Regions from separate parts of the Homo sapiens genome. Here region 2 is linked to region 1. The links are chromatin loops, found by intact Hi-C in ENCODE. Cell type or tissue: mammary epithelial cell. All regions are shown on one strand.

Region 1 (8,000 bases):
CGCCTACTTAGATACCAGGCACTACTCCTTGAGGGACTGGTGGTTCAAATAGGCACCTGCGTGGCCCTCAACCCTGCCACTTTTCTCCTAGAGGATGGGGAACCAATCGAGCATGACTGCCAACAAATTGTAGTCCAGACTTATGCCACCCGAGATGATCTCTTAGAAGTCCCCTTAACTAATCATGACCTTAACCTATATACCAATGGAAGTTCATTTGTGGAGAATGGGATATGAAGGGCAGGTTACGCCATAGTGATGTAACCATACTTGAAAGTAAGCCTCTTCCCCCAGGGACCAGTGCCCAGTTAGCGGAACTAGTGGCACTTACCCGAGCCTTAGAACTGGAAAAGGGAAAAAGAATAAATGTGTATACAGACAGCAAGTATGCTTATTTAATCCTACATGCCCATGCTGCAATATGGAAAAAATGGGAGCTCCTAAGCTCTGGGGGGACCCCAATTAAATACCACAAGGAAATTATAGAGTTATTGCACGCACTGCAAAAACACAAGGAGGTGGCACTCTTACACTGCCAAAGCCATCAAAATGGGAAGAAGAGGGGAGAACAGCAGCTAAGCAGCTGGCAGACCAGCAAGAAGGAAAGAGAGAAAAAGAAAGTCAGAGAAAGAGGAAGAAATAGAGACAAAGAGAAGGAGTCAAAGGAAAGAGAGAAAGAGACAGGAAGTCAGAGAAAGAGACAAAGAAGAAGTCAAAGAGATAGAAAGAGAGATGGAAGTAGTAAAGAGAAAAACAGTGTACCCTATTCCTTTAAAAGCCAGGGTAAAGTTCTGTTTACCCAGCCAAGGCATATTTTTCTATGTGGAAGATCGACCTATATCTGCCTCCCCACTAACTGGACAGGCACCTGCACCTTAGTCTTTCTAAGTCCCAACATTAACATTGCCCCAGGAAATCAGACCTTATCAGTACCCCTCAAAGCTCAAGTCCGTCAGTGCAGAGCCATACAACTAATACCCCTACTTATAGGGTTAGGAATGGCTACTGCTACAGGAAGGGGAATAGCCGGTTTATCTACTTCATTATCCTACTACCACACACTCTCAAAGGATTTCTCAGACAGTTTGCAAGAAATAACAAAATCTATTCTTACTTTACAATCCCAAATAGACTCTTTGGCAGCAGTGACTCTCCAAAACCGCTGAGGCCTAGACTTCTTCACTGCTGAAAAAGGAGGACTCTGCACCTTCTTAGGGGAAGAGTGTTGTTTTTACACTAACCAGTCAGGGATAGTACGATTTGCCGCCCGGCGTTTACAAGAAAAGGCTTCTGAAATCAGACGCCTTTCAAACTCTTATACCAACCTTTGGGCAACATGGCTTCTCCCCTTTCTAGGTCCCGTGGCAGCCATCTTGCTGTTACTCGCCTTCAGGCCTTGTATTTTTAACCTTCTTGTCAAATTTGTTTCCTCTAGAATTGAGGCCATCAAGCTACAGATGGTCTTACAAATGGAACTCCAAATGAGTTCAACTAACAACTTCTACCAAGGACCCATGGACCAACCCACTGGCACTTCCACTGGCCTAGAGAGTTCCCCTCTGGAGGACACTACAACTGCAGGGCCCCTTCTTTGCCCCTATCCAGCAGGAAGTAGCTAGAGCGGTCATCGGCCAAATTCCCAACAGCAGTTGGGGTGTCCTGTTTAGAGGGGGGATTGAGAGGTGACAGCATGCTGGCAGCCCTCGCAGACCTCGCTCGCTCTCGGAGCCTCCTCTGCCTGGGCACCCACTCTGGTGGCACTTGAGGAGCCCTTCAACCCACTGCTGCACTGTGGGAGCCCCTTCCTGGGCTGGCCGAGGCCAGAGCCAGCTCCCTCAGCTTGCGGGGAGGTGTGGATGGAGAGGCACGGGTGGGAACCAGGGCTGTGCACAGTGCTTGCAGGCCAGCGCAAGTTCCGGGTGGGTGTGGGCTTGGGGGGCCCATGCTCGGAGCGGCCAGCCAGCCCTGCTGGCCCTGGGCAGTGAGGGGCTTAGCACCTGGGCCAGCAGCTGCTGTGCTCGATTTCTCACCAGGCCTTAGCTGCCTCCCTGCGGGGCAGGGTTCAGAACCTGCAGCCTGCCATACCTGAGCCTTCCCCCGCCCCGCCACCGTGGGCTCCTGCATGGCCCAAGCCTCCCAGACGAGTGCTGCCCCCTGCTCCACGGCCCCTGGTCCCATTGACCGCCCAAGGGCTGAGGAGTGCAGGCGCATGGCGCAGGACTGGCAGGCAGCTCCACCTGCGGCCCCGGTGCGGGATCCACTGGGTGAAGCCAGCTGGGCTCCTGAGTCTGGTAGGGACTTAGAGAACCTTTATGTCTAGCTAGGGGATTCTAAATACACCAATCAGCACTCTGTATCTAGCTCAAGGTTTGTAAACACACCAATCAGCACCCTGTGTCTAGCTCAGGGTTTGTGAAGGCACCAGTTGGCACTCTGTATCTAGTTAATCTGGTGGGGACTTGGAGAACCTTTATGTCTAGCTAAGGGATTGTGAATGCACCAATCGGCACTCTGTATCTAGCTCACAGTTTGTAAATGCACCAATCAGCACTCTGTGTCTAGCTCAGGGTTTGTAAACACACCAGTTGACACTCTGTATCTAGCTAATCTAGTGGAGACACCGAGAACTTTTGTGTCTAGCCCAGGGATTGTAAACGCGCCAATCAGCACCCTGTCAAAACGGACCAATCAGCTCTCTGTAAAACAAACCAATCAGCTCTCTGTAAAATGGACCAATCAGCAGGATGTGGGTAGGGCCAGATAAGAGAATAAAAGCAGGCTGCCTGAGCCAGCAGTGGCAACCCACTTGGGTCCCCTTCCACACTGTGGAAGCTTTGTTCTTTCGCTCTTTGCAATAAATATTGCTACTGCTCACTCTTTGGGTCCACACTGCCTTTAAGAGCTGTAACACTCACCACGAATGTCTGCAGCTTCACTCCTGAAGCCAGTGAGACCACGAACCCACTGGGAGGAACGAACAACTCCAGCGGGAGGAACGAACAACTCCAGATGCGCCATCTTAAGAGCTGTAACACCCACTGCGAAGGTCTGCACCTTCATTCCTGAGCCAGCGAGACCACGAACCCACCAGAAGGAAGAAACTCCGAACACATCCGAACATCAGAAGGAACAAACTCCGGACACACCGCCTTTAAGAACTGTAACACTCACCACGAGGGTCCGCGGCTTCATTCTTGAAGTCAGTGAGACCAAGAACCCACCAATTCTGGACACAACAGGATGTCTCCTGGAGGGCCCGGCAGCCTCACAGTGAAGATCCAGACTCCGCAGAATCCAGGTGCTGGGAGCGTCCGGGCAAGGCTGGGCCTGGCGGGCTCTCTGAAGGCAGCGGTCCAAGCCCACCCAGCCTCGGGCTCTGCACAGGGCCAGCCCCTCAGGGACTGCGGTTGACGACTCCGGGCTTGGTCCACTACGCCCACCTGGGTCCCGGGACATTGTCTATCTAGCCCGGAGGAGCTGGGAGGACAGAGGCGCCTCGGGAAACGCGCGCCTGCTCCCTTCGCGGGGCAAGGGCGACACCCAGTGGTGGCCGTGGGAACTCGGCTGCGTGGTATCCCCAGCCCGGGGCAGGCGCTGGGGCCCTCTGACCCCACTGCCCTCTTCCCTCTCCTCCCTCCTGCCCTGCTCCCAGCCCGCCCTGCAGACCCTGGCCCAGTTCCCAGGCTACCGTCAGCGCTGCTTGCCCCAGCTCCCTCCGCCCCACAAGGGGCAAACCCTGGCCAGGGCGGGGGCACCCCGGCTCTTTCCCAGGGTCCACCGTCCAGGGTGTCTTAGGTGGCCTTGAATACCAGGGACTGCCGCCCACCTTTAACTCCAGTCTCGCCCTGGGGTGCATGGCCCCGTTACCTGTGGGCCTTCACAATAAACGCAGCTCCTGCTAGCCCCTTCTCGCTGGGAAAATCCGCCTCCCCAGTGCATTGAGGGGACCTCGCGCTGTCACCTCGCAAAGGGCTCGCTCCACACCTAGAATCTGGAGCTCCCTTCACCTGCAGAGCCAGGACCACACCTGCCGCGGTGGTGAGCCTTGGAGGAGGCCACCATTCCCCAAACAGGACACTGAACAGTCCCTCTAGGCCAAGTTTATGACCGGCGTGTCCACTTCAAAGGCCACGGACATCTCCCAGACTTAACACTTTTCCATTATGCGTCCCTTTCACTTTCGGTAGCGAGGTCTCAGGAATGCCTTTCCAGGCTCCAGTCATATCGTTAAGATCGTTACGTACACTTTTCTCACTTTATGCTCACGCCAAACCTAAGAAGTTAGGTATTTCCGTCAGTGTTTTACAGATGAAGATACAGCGTCTTTCAAAGTTAAAAACGTTGTGAAGTTCCAACACACAGTAACAGAGCTAAGATTTGACCTCGGGAGGGACAGATGCCATAATCTCTTAATCTGACACCTGAACGTTCAGTTACTGATTCCTGTAAACCTGTAGGAAGACGTATTATTGTGGTAGTGTGGTCACCCACGGTGGAATATTTCGCACCTTTACTCTCCCTCCTGTCTGAGTAGTCCTTTGGTTGGTTTTCAGTGTACCAAGGACAGGTACTTCCAGCTCACCAGAGGTGACAGCTAAGTCCTCCTGCCCCAGTTCCGCCCTGGGTGTTCCTCCGACTTGCTCTGATCCCACCGCATGTGCCCCTCAGCCTTGGCCTCTGCAGGCCAAGGATCTGCATTCCCAGCGGGTTCCCTTAAGGACACTGCAATGTGGCCTGGCTTGGCCCAATACTATAATAATTTCTCCTTAAAGAAAGCAGCCTGCCAGGGCATTAAGTCAGCTACCATTTTGCTCAGCAGAGAGTCCACCTGCAGCCCCCAGCACAAAGCCTGGTTCACAGTGGGCACACGCTGCACACTTGAAGAATGAATGACCCCAGGCTGGATGGCTCACGCCTATAATCCTAGTACTTTGGGAGGCCAAGGGGAGTGGATCACTTGAGACCAGGAGTTTGAAACCAGCCTGGCCAATATAGTGAAACCTGTCTCTACTGAAAATACAAAAAATTAGCCAGGCATAGTGGCAGGCACCTATAATCCCAGCTACTTGAAAGGCTGAGGCACGAGAATCACTTGAACCCAAGGAGGTGAGGGTTGCAGTGAGCTGAGGTCGCGCCACTGCACTCCAGCCTGGCCGACAGAGAAAAAAAATATATTCCCATGGTGCTCTCCCTGGTGTCAATCTGTATCTTTTCTTTTTCTAAGGACACCAGTCATAGTGAACTGAGGCCCACCCTAATGACCTCATCTTAACTTGATTACTTCTGCAAAGACCCTGTTTCCAAATAATGTGACATTCACAGGTACTAAGGGTTAGAATAACATCTCTTTTAGGGGGACACCATTCAACCCGTAACAGCAGTGAAGGGCAATGTACCTGTGGTCTCACTGTCAATTAAAACCAAAGCTCTCAGGGCTTGGTTTGTCACAGGAAAGGTCAGCGGCGTTTATGAGGTTGGGTTGCTTTACACACTGCAGAGATGTACTGGTTTCCCCCATGACTCCTTTCGCTTTTTATTGGTCCATCAGTAATGTTTTTGTGGTCACTGTAATGACTGTGTTTACTCCAGGCTTAAGTGCTTGTGTTTCTCTCTCTCTCTTTCGTGTTAGGTGTTAAAATGGACTATTAACTTGGAATACAGCCTCTCCCTCTTGGGAAGTGACAAGAATATTCTAATGTCAAGATAAGTCAAGCTGACCTTGCATTGTTACTGAAGCCGACGCTCCTCTGCCTAGTCCTTACCCTTCATCCCGGTCCAGCCCCAACCCTTTCCTGCTGCTGATCCTCCATTCTCAGCTCTACACACTGGCTGCTTGCCCTTCCTGAAATGCTCCTCGGGCTTCCACACTTGGCTGTGTCTTTCCTGGAAGCCCCTTTCCACATCCAGCTCATCCTGTTGGAATTCTCCCCAGTCTTCAAGGCCAGGTTTAAAGGCCATCTCCTCAGGAAGCCTTCCCTGATCCTCCAGCTTCCTCCTCAGAAAGTTGACCTTCAGTGCAAACACCAATCATGTGCTGCTTTAATCTGAAGTAAAGGTGTGTCTCTCACCCTTCTCCCTTCTCCTACGCAGCAGTAATGGAGAGCTTCTGGAGACCTCGCATAGAAGAAATCGCTGGGGCTGCTGGGAGTGTTTCATTGAAAAAGAGAACACTTCCTGGAGTCATGAGTCATGTGCCCTAAGCTTCCTTCAACTGTTAATCATCTATCAGACTTTGAGCTCCTCATGGAAACTCTACCTGGGCTTCTTTGGAGGTCCTTTACACACACACACACACGTGCATGCATGCATGCACACACACACAAATGCATACACACACACACGCACACATGCACACACACGCATGCACACATGCACACACACACACCCCTGTTCCTAGCACAAGCAGTGCCCACATACAACTTCCTGTCTGATGTGAAAGGTCTCTCTTTTGCACCCTCTTTGGTGGTATGGTGGGCAGAATTCTAAGATGGCTTCCAAAGCTTCCTGTTCCCTGAGTGCCTGTACCCTGACCTGAAGGATCCCTGAGACTGTGAATATCACAGATTTTACTCCTGTGATTCAGTTATGTCAGATGGTAAAGTTGATCTTAAAATAGGGAGATGATCTGGGTGGCCCTGACCTAATCACGTGAGCCTTTTGAAAGCAGACCGTTTTCTTCCATGGGTCATAGAAGGGGAAGTCTGAGAGCTTCAAAGCATGAGAGGGACTTGACGGTGGGTGGGTCCCGTGGCTGAGCTGGAGGAAGTCACGTGGCAAGCCCTGAGAGTGGCCTCTAGGATTTGAGAACAGTTCCCAGCCAACAGCCAGCAAGACAAAGGGACCTCAGTCCTCCAACTGTAAGAAAGTGAATTCTGCCAACAGCCCGAGGAAGTCTGGAAGTGGATCAAGCCTCCAGATGAGGACACACCTGGCCAGCACCTTGGTTTCAGCCTTACAAGATGCTGAAAGGAGGACCCAGCTACAATGTACTGGCCTCCTGCTGGATGTGGAAGTTCACCCTTGTGATCACAACTACTTGGGAGGCTGAGGCAGGAGGACTGCTTGAGCCCAGGAGTTCTAGGCTGTAGTACACTATGCCCATCAGGTGTCTGGACTAAGTCTGGCATCAATAAGGTGACCTCCTGGGAGTGAGGACCACAGGATTGCTCAAGGAGGGTGAATTGGCCCAAGTCCGAAACCGCAAGTAAAAATTCTCATGCTGATCAGTAGTGGGACTGCACCTGTGAGTAGCCACTGCACTCCAGCCTGGGCAACATGGCGAGACCTCATCTCTATTAAAACAAAACAAAACAAAAAAGGCTGCACTCCTGACCCATGGAACAGTGAGCCAGTAAGTTGGTGGGGAGGAGTATTTTCATCTGCTCTGCATGTTAAAATCATCTTACCTTAATACTAGTCAGGAAAATGCAAAGTAAAATGACATTATAGCATCGCTCTTAACCCAATGTGATTGTCACAAATTCCTAAATATATAATATCCAACGTGGGCAAGGGCAATGGAATATATAAACACTTGAATACACATTTGGTGGGACTGCAAAATGATAAGGGCTTCTGGGAGACAATTAAAATTTTTAAATGGGCATACCCTTCAATCCAACAACTCCCCTTCTCAATATCTGTCCTAGAGAAATATACTCAGAGGCATGTGAGATATATTTATTGTACCATTTGGTACTATTTAGAAACAAGTTAGAGACCTATTAATAGAACAGTGGTTAGAGGAGTTGTGGTAGAACCATACTGGGAATACTGTAGGTTTCATACAGTGTTTTAAAACAAGGTAGCAGCTCTAAATGGGCTAACGTGAAAAGATCTTGTGCATATATCAGTAGATGAGAAAAGGAATTGCAGGACAATATTTATAGGCCACATTTTAGCAACTGATTCGGAGACACACACTAATTACTTTTCAACAGCTCAGAAGGCACCTTACAATCGAGGGTGGCCCAGTGCCAGTCAAACTGCATATCCTGAAC
Region 2 (8,000 bases), 160 kb before region 1:
CCTTTCCCCCAATATAAGTTCTTGGCACCTTTGTAGAAAGTGAGTTCACACATTGAAGCATTCTGAACAAGAGTAAAATAAGGTCAATTTTCCACTTTATTATGTCTGTGATTTAGAGTGGAGGGAATGGAGGATAGATTTGAATAATAAGGAGTTTTTGTATTCCTTTATTCAGCAAACTGATTCCAGGCAATGTGCTAGACGCTGGGAGAGTTACTGTTATGGTTTTGGATTCAGGTTCAAGTACCAAGCATGAACAGTTTCCCTGCACCTGTTAAAACTGCATTCAAAATCGGCCCCTCCAAGTAGATAGGCCAAATTCTAGGCCTGGGTTCTTCTTAATTAAAAAGTGGAAAAGGATATTCAATTGGAAGTTGAGACCTAGATTCTGATCTTCATCTGAAAACGGGTGATATGGTTTGGCTATGTCCCCACCCAAATCTCATCTTGAATTGTAGCTCCCATAATCCCCACATGTCATGGGTGGGACCCAGTGGGAGGTAACTGAATCATGGGGGTGGGTCTTTCCCATGCTGTTCTCATCACAGTGAATAAGTCTTGTGAGATCTGATGGTTTTCTAAAGGGCAGTTCTCCTAGACACAGTCTCTTGCCTGCCACCATGTAAGACATGCCTTTTCTCCTCCTTCACCTTCTGCCATGATTGTGAGGCCTTCCCAGTCACATGGAACTGTGATTTCATTAAACCTCTTTTTCTTTATAAATTACCCAGTCTCAGGTATTTGTATTTCTACATCACAGTATGAAAATGAACTAATACGGCCGGGCGCAGTGACTCAAGCCTGTAATCCTAGCACTTTGGGAGGCCAAGGCAGGCAGATCACGTGGTCAGTAGTTCAAGACCAGCCTGGCCAATATGGTGAAACCCCGTCTCTACTAAAAATACAAAAATTAGCCGGGCATAGTGGAGCACGCCTGTAGTCCCAGCTACTCAGGAGGCTGAGGCAGGAGAATCACTTGAACCCGGGAGGCAGAGGTTGTGATGAGCCGAGATTGTGCCACTGCTCTGCAGCCTGGGAAACAGAGGGAGATTCTGTCTCACAAAAAAAGTAAGAGAAAATGAACTAATACAAGAGGGATGGTCATACCTTCCCTAATGACCTCACAGAATTGCTGTGTATATAAAATAAGATACTTGACATGGAGGCCCAAGGAAAGACTTCATTCTTATCCTGGATAAGTTGCTGTTATTTTGGGGTTTTTTAAATAAAAGGAGTATATCCTCATGGACAAAAACTCAAATAGTGTAATAAGGTAAAAAATCAGAAATTAAAGTCTTCTTTTTCCTGCTCAACCCATCCTTAACCCATGTTTTCTCTACCCAAAAAGTAGTCATACTTTAACAGGTTTTTTGTTTTTTGTTTTTTGCTTTTTGTTTGTTTGTTTGTTTTTGAGATGGAGTTTCGCTCTTGTTGCCCAGGCTGGAGTGCAATGGCACGACCTCAGCTCACCACAAGCTCCACCTCTCAGGTTCAAGCGATTCTCCTGCCTCAGCCTCCCGAGTAGCTGGGATTACAGGCATGCACCACTATGCCTGGCTAATTTTGTATTTTTAGTAGAGATGGGGTTTCTGCATGTTGGTCAGGCTGGTCTCAAACTCCCGACCTCAGGTAATCCGCCCACCTCAGCCTCCCAAAGGGCTGGGATTATAGGCATGAGCCACCATGCCTGGACCCACTTCAACAGTTTTTTCTGCAGCCTCTCTGGAAGAAAAAAAAAATCTTGCACATATCTGTACTTTACATGTGTGTGCCTTTAAATTTTTACATACCTGGGATTGCGGAGGTTTTAAAACATAAACCCTAAATTATTTGACACTCTTTGTATCAAGAGGCAAAGTCTAAATTCCCTCCCCTTGAGTCTGGGCTCACTGACTGCTTAACTCAAGTTCAAATAGAATATAGTACAAGCGATGCTGTGCCAAGTGTTTGGACCAAGACCTCAAAAACTGGTAGCTTCCATTTCCTGTGCCTTAAGATGTTTGTTCTCAGAACTCAGCCACATGCTGTAAGCAAGCGGGACAACCACATAAGGATGCCCCATTCAAGGCAACAGCCAACATCAACTACAAGATATGTGAACAAGAAAGCCTTCACATGATTCCATCTCTAAACATTAGGTCGCCCCCAACCTCTAAGCCATCCTGCTAACTCCAGGTGGAATAAGACAAGCTGCTCCTGCCAAGCTCTCCCAATTTGCAGGTTTGCAAGCATAATTAATAACTGTAGTTTGAAGTCACTAAGTTTGGGATGATTTTTATGCAGCAATAGACAACTGGAGCAGTGATCATATTTTACCCACTGCTCTGAATATTACATTTTTGTTTTTAATAAAATACCTTGGAGATCTTTCAGTAATAACACATACATATCTAAATAGCTTATTTTAATAACCTAGCCTTCCATTGCATGGATGTTCCATATTAAATCAATCAATATTCTATTAATGAGCAGTTAGATTATTTTCAGGGTTTTAGCATTACAAACAACACTGAAATGAGCATTTTAACGTATTTTGGAATATATCTGTAGGATAAATTTCTAATAGTTAAATGCTGGGTCAAAAGGAATAAGCATTTAAAATTTTGATAGCTATGAGCAAATTCCATATCCCTCTCCCCAAAAATAATAAAGGTTGCATCAGTTTATGCTCCTACTTATTTTTCTATGTCTTTAGCACTGGATTTATCAGATTTTTGAATTTTTGCAAATCTAATATTTTTTAGAAAGTTACCTAATTATTGTTTTGTTTGCATTCCTTTAATTATGGTTGAGAATATTCTGGTTCAAATTCTCTGAAGAAGCACAAACCAAATTCAGTTTTAGTTCATTTGGAGGTTCTTTCGGTTTGTTTGTTTGTTTGTTTGTTTGTTTGTTTTTAGAGACAGGGTCTCACTATGTTGGCCAGGTGGGGTTTTGTTTGTTTGTTTGTTTGTTTTGTTTTTGAGATGGAGTCCTGCTCTGTTGCTCAGGCTGCAGTGCAGTGGTGAGATCTCGGCTCACTGCAACCTCTGCCTCCCGGATTCAAGCGATTCTCCTGCCTCAGCCTCCTGAGTAGCTGGGATTACAGGCAGATGACACCATGCCCGGCTAATTTTTGTATTTTTAGTAGAGACGGAGTTTCACTAAGTTGGTCAGGCTGGTCTCGATCTCCTGACCTCGTGATCTGCCCGCCTCGGCCTCCCAAAGTGCTGGGATTACAGGTGTGAGCCACTGCGCCCAGCCTGCCAGGTGGGTTTTGAACTCCTGGCCTCAACTGATCCTCTCCCTGCTTGGCCTTTCAAAGTGCTGGGATTACAGGCATGAGTCACTGCTCCTGGCCTTAATTTTGGAAAAACAGCCATATACTACTTGAGGCTTGGAGGAGATAGGATTGCCCCAAAGGAACCCTAAAGGCTTCTCCTCTTCTTCCTTCCTCAGAGAACCCCAATTTGTTCAGGTATTGGGGAACCTTGTGTTTCAGGGGAAGCTGGGCTTATACCTACCCAGAAACTGACCTTTGATTACCCTAAGCCAGATGTTCTCAAACTTTTTGATCTCCACATCCCTTTAAACGCTTAAAAATCATTGAACATCTCCAAAGCACTTTTATGTGGATTATACCTATTGATATTTACTGTACAAGAAATTAAAACTGAGAAATTTTAAAGCATTTAATTCATTAAAAATAACAGTAATAAACAAATTACATGCTAAAATATTTTATGAAAAATAACTATAATTTTCTGAAGAAAAAATGTAGCAAGAAAACAGACATTGTTTTACATTTTTGCAAATTAATATCTGGCTTAATAGAAGACACCTGGATTCTCTGCTTCTGCATTCAATCTGTTGCAATATTGTTTTTGTTGAAATAAAGAGAATCTAGCTTAATTCAAATGTAGAGTGTTTTAATAGTTTTTAAATAATTGTGGATATTCTTCCCTAATACTACACTAAAATTTAATAAGTAATATATTCTTTTTTTGCCTTAAACAACATTTATTTTCTCAGAGTTCTGGAGGCTGGAGGTCCGAGATCAAGGTGCTGCAGAGCTGGTTTCTGGAGGGGCTCTCTTTCCAGTCTGCAGATGACTTCTCACTGTGACCTCACCGGGCTTTTCCTCCCTACACACTGGACAGCAAGAGCCCAAGAAGTGATTTATTCTTAGCAGTTAGTAGTGATGTTGAATCAGAAACCAAATCACTAAGCTTTTCATATGTGTTACATTAAAATCTACTGCTCTGTCCTGAACTTTGAAATTTTTATCCATGCATGTCTGTGTAACATCACGCTTTGGTCATTCAAGACATCAGCTTACTGAATGACTCAGATCTAATGTTGATGTGTTTCATTACACAATATCAAAAAAACCACAATTTACTTACATCACTACTATTCTAAACATAGGTCTTTCAGGTTTGGGAAGTTGTCAAGAATACAGCGGCAGCTATAAGTTTTTTGAAATTTTTTTTTTTTTTTTTTTTGAGACAGACTCTCGCCATGTCACTTAGGCTGGAGTGCAGTGGCATGATCACAGCTCACTGCAGTCTTAACCACCCCCCAAGCTCAGGTGATTCTCCCACCTCAGCCTCCCTAGTAGCTGGGACCACAGGCACACACTACCATGACCAGCTAATTTTTTTTATTATTTCTGTAGAGACAGGGTCTCCATATGTTGCCCAGGCTGATCTCAAACTTCTGGGCTCAAGTGATCTTCTCACCTCTCAAAGGGCTGGGATTATAGGCATGAGCCACCACACCTGGTCTTGAAATTCTAATTGTTGCTTAGAAGTCTAATTCTTGGCCAGGCACGGTGGCTCATGCCTGTAATCCCAGCAGTTTGGGAAGCCAAGGTGGGCAGATCACTTGAGCCCAGGAGTTTGAGACCAACCTGGGCAACATGGAGAAACCATGTCTCTACTAAAAATACAAAAACTAGCTGGGCGTGATGGTGCACGCCTGTAGTCCCAGCTGCTCAAGAAGCTGACGTGGGAGGATCACCTGAGCCCAGGATGTGGAGGCTGCAGTGAGCTGAGATCACACCAGGTCACTGCACTCCAGCTTGGGCCACAGAGTGAGATCCTGTCTCAAGAAAAACCCTCTAATTTTCATTGACAATATATATTTTTAGTTGTTTGCCTCTTAATTAATTGTATTGTGTATATTTAAGGTATACCACACAATGTTATAAGATACATATGTAGTAAAATGGTGACTACAGTGAAAGAAGTTAACATAGCCATCACCTTCCATAGTTAACCTTTTTCTTTTCCCTGTGGCCAGAACAACAATAATCTACTCCTTTAGCCAAAAATCTGGATACAATACACTATTATTAATTATAGTCCTCATGTTGTACATTAGATCTTTAAACTTGTTCTTTCTACATAGGTGCTATTTTGTATCCTTTACTTACATCTTCCTATTTCCTGTCCTCCATCCTGCCCCTGATAACCACTGTTTTATTCTCTATATCTGCATATTTGACAGTTTTTTTAGATTCCACATCCATGTGAGATTATGCAATATTTTTCTTTCTGTGGCTGTCTTATTTCACTTACTATAATGTTCTCTAGGTTCATTCATGTTGTTGCAAATGGTAGGATCTCCTTATTTATTTATTTATTTAATCTTTTTTTTTTTTTTTTTTTTTTTTTTGAGACGGAGTCTCACTCTGTCACCCAGGCTGGAGTGTAGTGGTGCAATCTCAGCTCACTGCCACTTCCACCCCCTGGGTTCAAGCAATTTCCTGCCTCAACCTCCTAAGTAGCTGGAATTACAGGTGCCCACCACTATGTCCAGATAATTTTTGTATTTTGTTTCACCATGTTGGCCAGGCTGGTCTCAAACTCCTGACCTCATAACTCTCCAGCCTCAGCCTCCCAAAGTGCTGCGATTACAGACGTGAGCCACCGCGCTCAGCCTAATCTTTTTTTTAATAGAGATGGGGGTCTCAGTATGTTGCCCAGCTTGTCTTTAACTCCTGGGTTCAAGTGATTCTCCCACCTCATCCTCCCAAATTGCTAGGATTGCAGATGTGAGCCACCATGCCCGGCCTCCTCCACTTTAAAACTGAATAATATATGCCTCAGTTTCTTTGTCTATGACAGACACTTATGTTGTTACCACATCTTGGCTGTTGAGAATAACGCTGCAATGAACATGAGCATGCAGAAATCTTTACAAGGTGGTCATTTCATTTTCTTTGGGTATATACTTAGAAAACGGGGTTCTGAGACAAATGTTAATTCTATTTTTAATTTCTTTAGGTACCCCATAGTGTTTTCCATAATGGATGCACCAATCTACATTCCCACCAAGAGTGTACGAAGGTTCTCTTTTCACTCCAGCCTTGCCAACACCTGTTCTCTCTTACCTTTTTGATAACAGCCATTTTAACAGGTGTGAGGTGATAGCTCATAGTGGTTTTCACTTCCATTTCCCTGACAGTGATGTTGAGAATCTTTTCATACGTGTACCTGTTAGCTATTTGTATATCTTCTTTGGAGAAACAGCTATTCAGATCCTTTGGCCATTTTTTAATCTGGTCATGTGTTTTCTTGTACTTGAGTTATACAAGTTCTTTATAAAGTTTGGATATATTAACCCCTTATCAGATATATGATGTGAAAGTAATTTTTCCCAATCTGTAAGATGCCTTTTCATTTTGTTGATTAGTTAGTTATTTTCCTTGAAGTGACAGGCTGACTTTGTTCATTTTTAAGAAAATATCTGCCAAATGCCCAAGTCTGAATAGCCATAGTTTGTCTGACATTTGTTCTTTCCAGTAAAAATGGTGTTCCAGGAAAAAACAAACAAACAAAAAACAATGGCTAGTCTAGCTGGTGACTCAAACAAATGCAAAAGTGCTCTTTCTTGAGACAATCACCACACAGGTTGTTCTGTCTTGGTTTGCAGCAGAAGTGCTGTAATGTTTAATATTTAAAATATGTGTGTGTTCAAAGGTTGTAATTTATTAAAATTAGAGTTTTTGCCACTTCATCAAGGAATTCATAGGTGGAATTGGCTTTTTTAAAACTGATATAGCTTGAGGCCACTACCTTGACTCATGATAAGGTACCAGCTTTATCCACCATTGATTTTGAACCACCAGCAATAGTCAATACAGTGGAAAAGTCATATTATAATGGAAAAGACAAAATAATATATTGTGAAAAATTTTGTACATTGCAGATCCCCTAAAATTGTCTTGGGATCCCCAGAGGTATGCAGACCACTGATCTAAGCCAATCACAGTAGATCACTTTGCCTTGCTACTGATTTGTGCAATTCCAGCCAATGAGATGTGAAAAGAAATCTGGGGATTCTGGGAAAGTTCTCCATACTCTTTCCATGCGGTTCTTCTTTCTTCCTTCCACGTGGTTTTGATGGGACTGCCAATCAAAAAATGGTCTCAAGAATGGGTTGGGGGTAGGTTCTATTCCAGCCTTTGGTTGATGGTGTGTGCAGATGAAATGCTTAAAGCCATCTTGAAATCATGAGAGGGCAAACCTGAGGTCAAATTTCAACACTTCAAGAATAGCAGAGCAAAAAGAGAATAATGGAAGAGACTGAAACTTTTATAACATTACTGAAATTCTAATCAATCCTAGAGCCTCATTACCTCCAGTCTTACTATGTAAGATAACAAATTTTTTTGTTTGATAAATATTAATTGTGCTCTTCTGTTACTTGTAGCTAATACCAAGAGGAAAGCATCAGAAGGGCACATGATGGGCTAGGCCCCTCATTCATGATGGGATCTTGGAAAGTCATTTCATTGCTCTTCCACTGTTCAAGGTGGAAGTTGGATTAAATAATATCAAGGGACCCTTCCTATGGCTTTTAACAGGTTTGCCATTACTTCAGCTAGAGATTTGGTAACTTAGAGACTTGCAACGTACTTATCTAAGCTAGCCTTTTTTGGCTAAGTCAATAAGGGAGTTATTCCTGTTAGATTTAGGTAGTTTTTCTTCCTGCCACTGATGTTCCTTGAAACT

What was found. A loop is a pair of places that touch in the nucleus more often than their neighbours do. Peaks named below come from ENCODE experiments on the same cell type or tissue, not always from the same donor. Only the 100,000 strongest peaks of a DNase experiment are listed, where the experiment ranks them.
Region 2: a loop joins it to region 1, with 9 times the contacts of the local background. A loop is called at or near these places in 4 of 110 quality-filtered maps.

The regions. Positions count from the first base shown.
Region 1 is chr18:51,106,046-51,114,045 of GRCh38, reverse strand. No RefSeq gene overlaps it. Among named protein-coding and RNA genes, the nearest start is that of SMAD4, 80 kb to the right of the region's middle. RefSeq lists a silencer at 3,520-3,629 and enhancers at 3,372-3,871, 3,872-4,373. In mammary epithelial cell, a CTCF peak has its summit at 3,543 (motif pointing left); no DNase peak of the experiment used is centred here; H3K4me3 peaks cover 283 bases.
Region 2 is chr18:51,263,272-51,271,271 of GRCh38, reverse strand. No RefSeq gene overlaps it. Among named protein-coding and RNA genes, the nearest start is that of MEX3C, 70 kb to the right of the region's middle. In mammary epithelial cell, no CTCF peak of the experiment used is centred here; DNase peaks (open chromatin) are centred at 4,351 and 4,991; H3K27ac peaks cover 493 bases.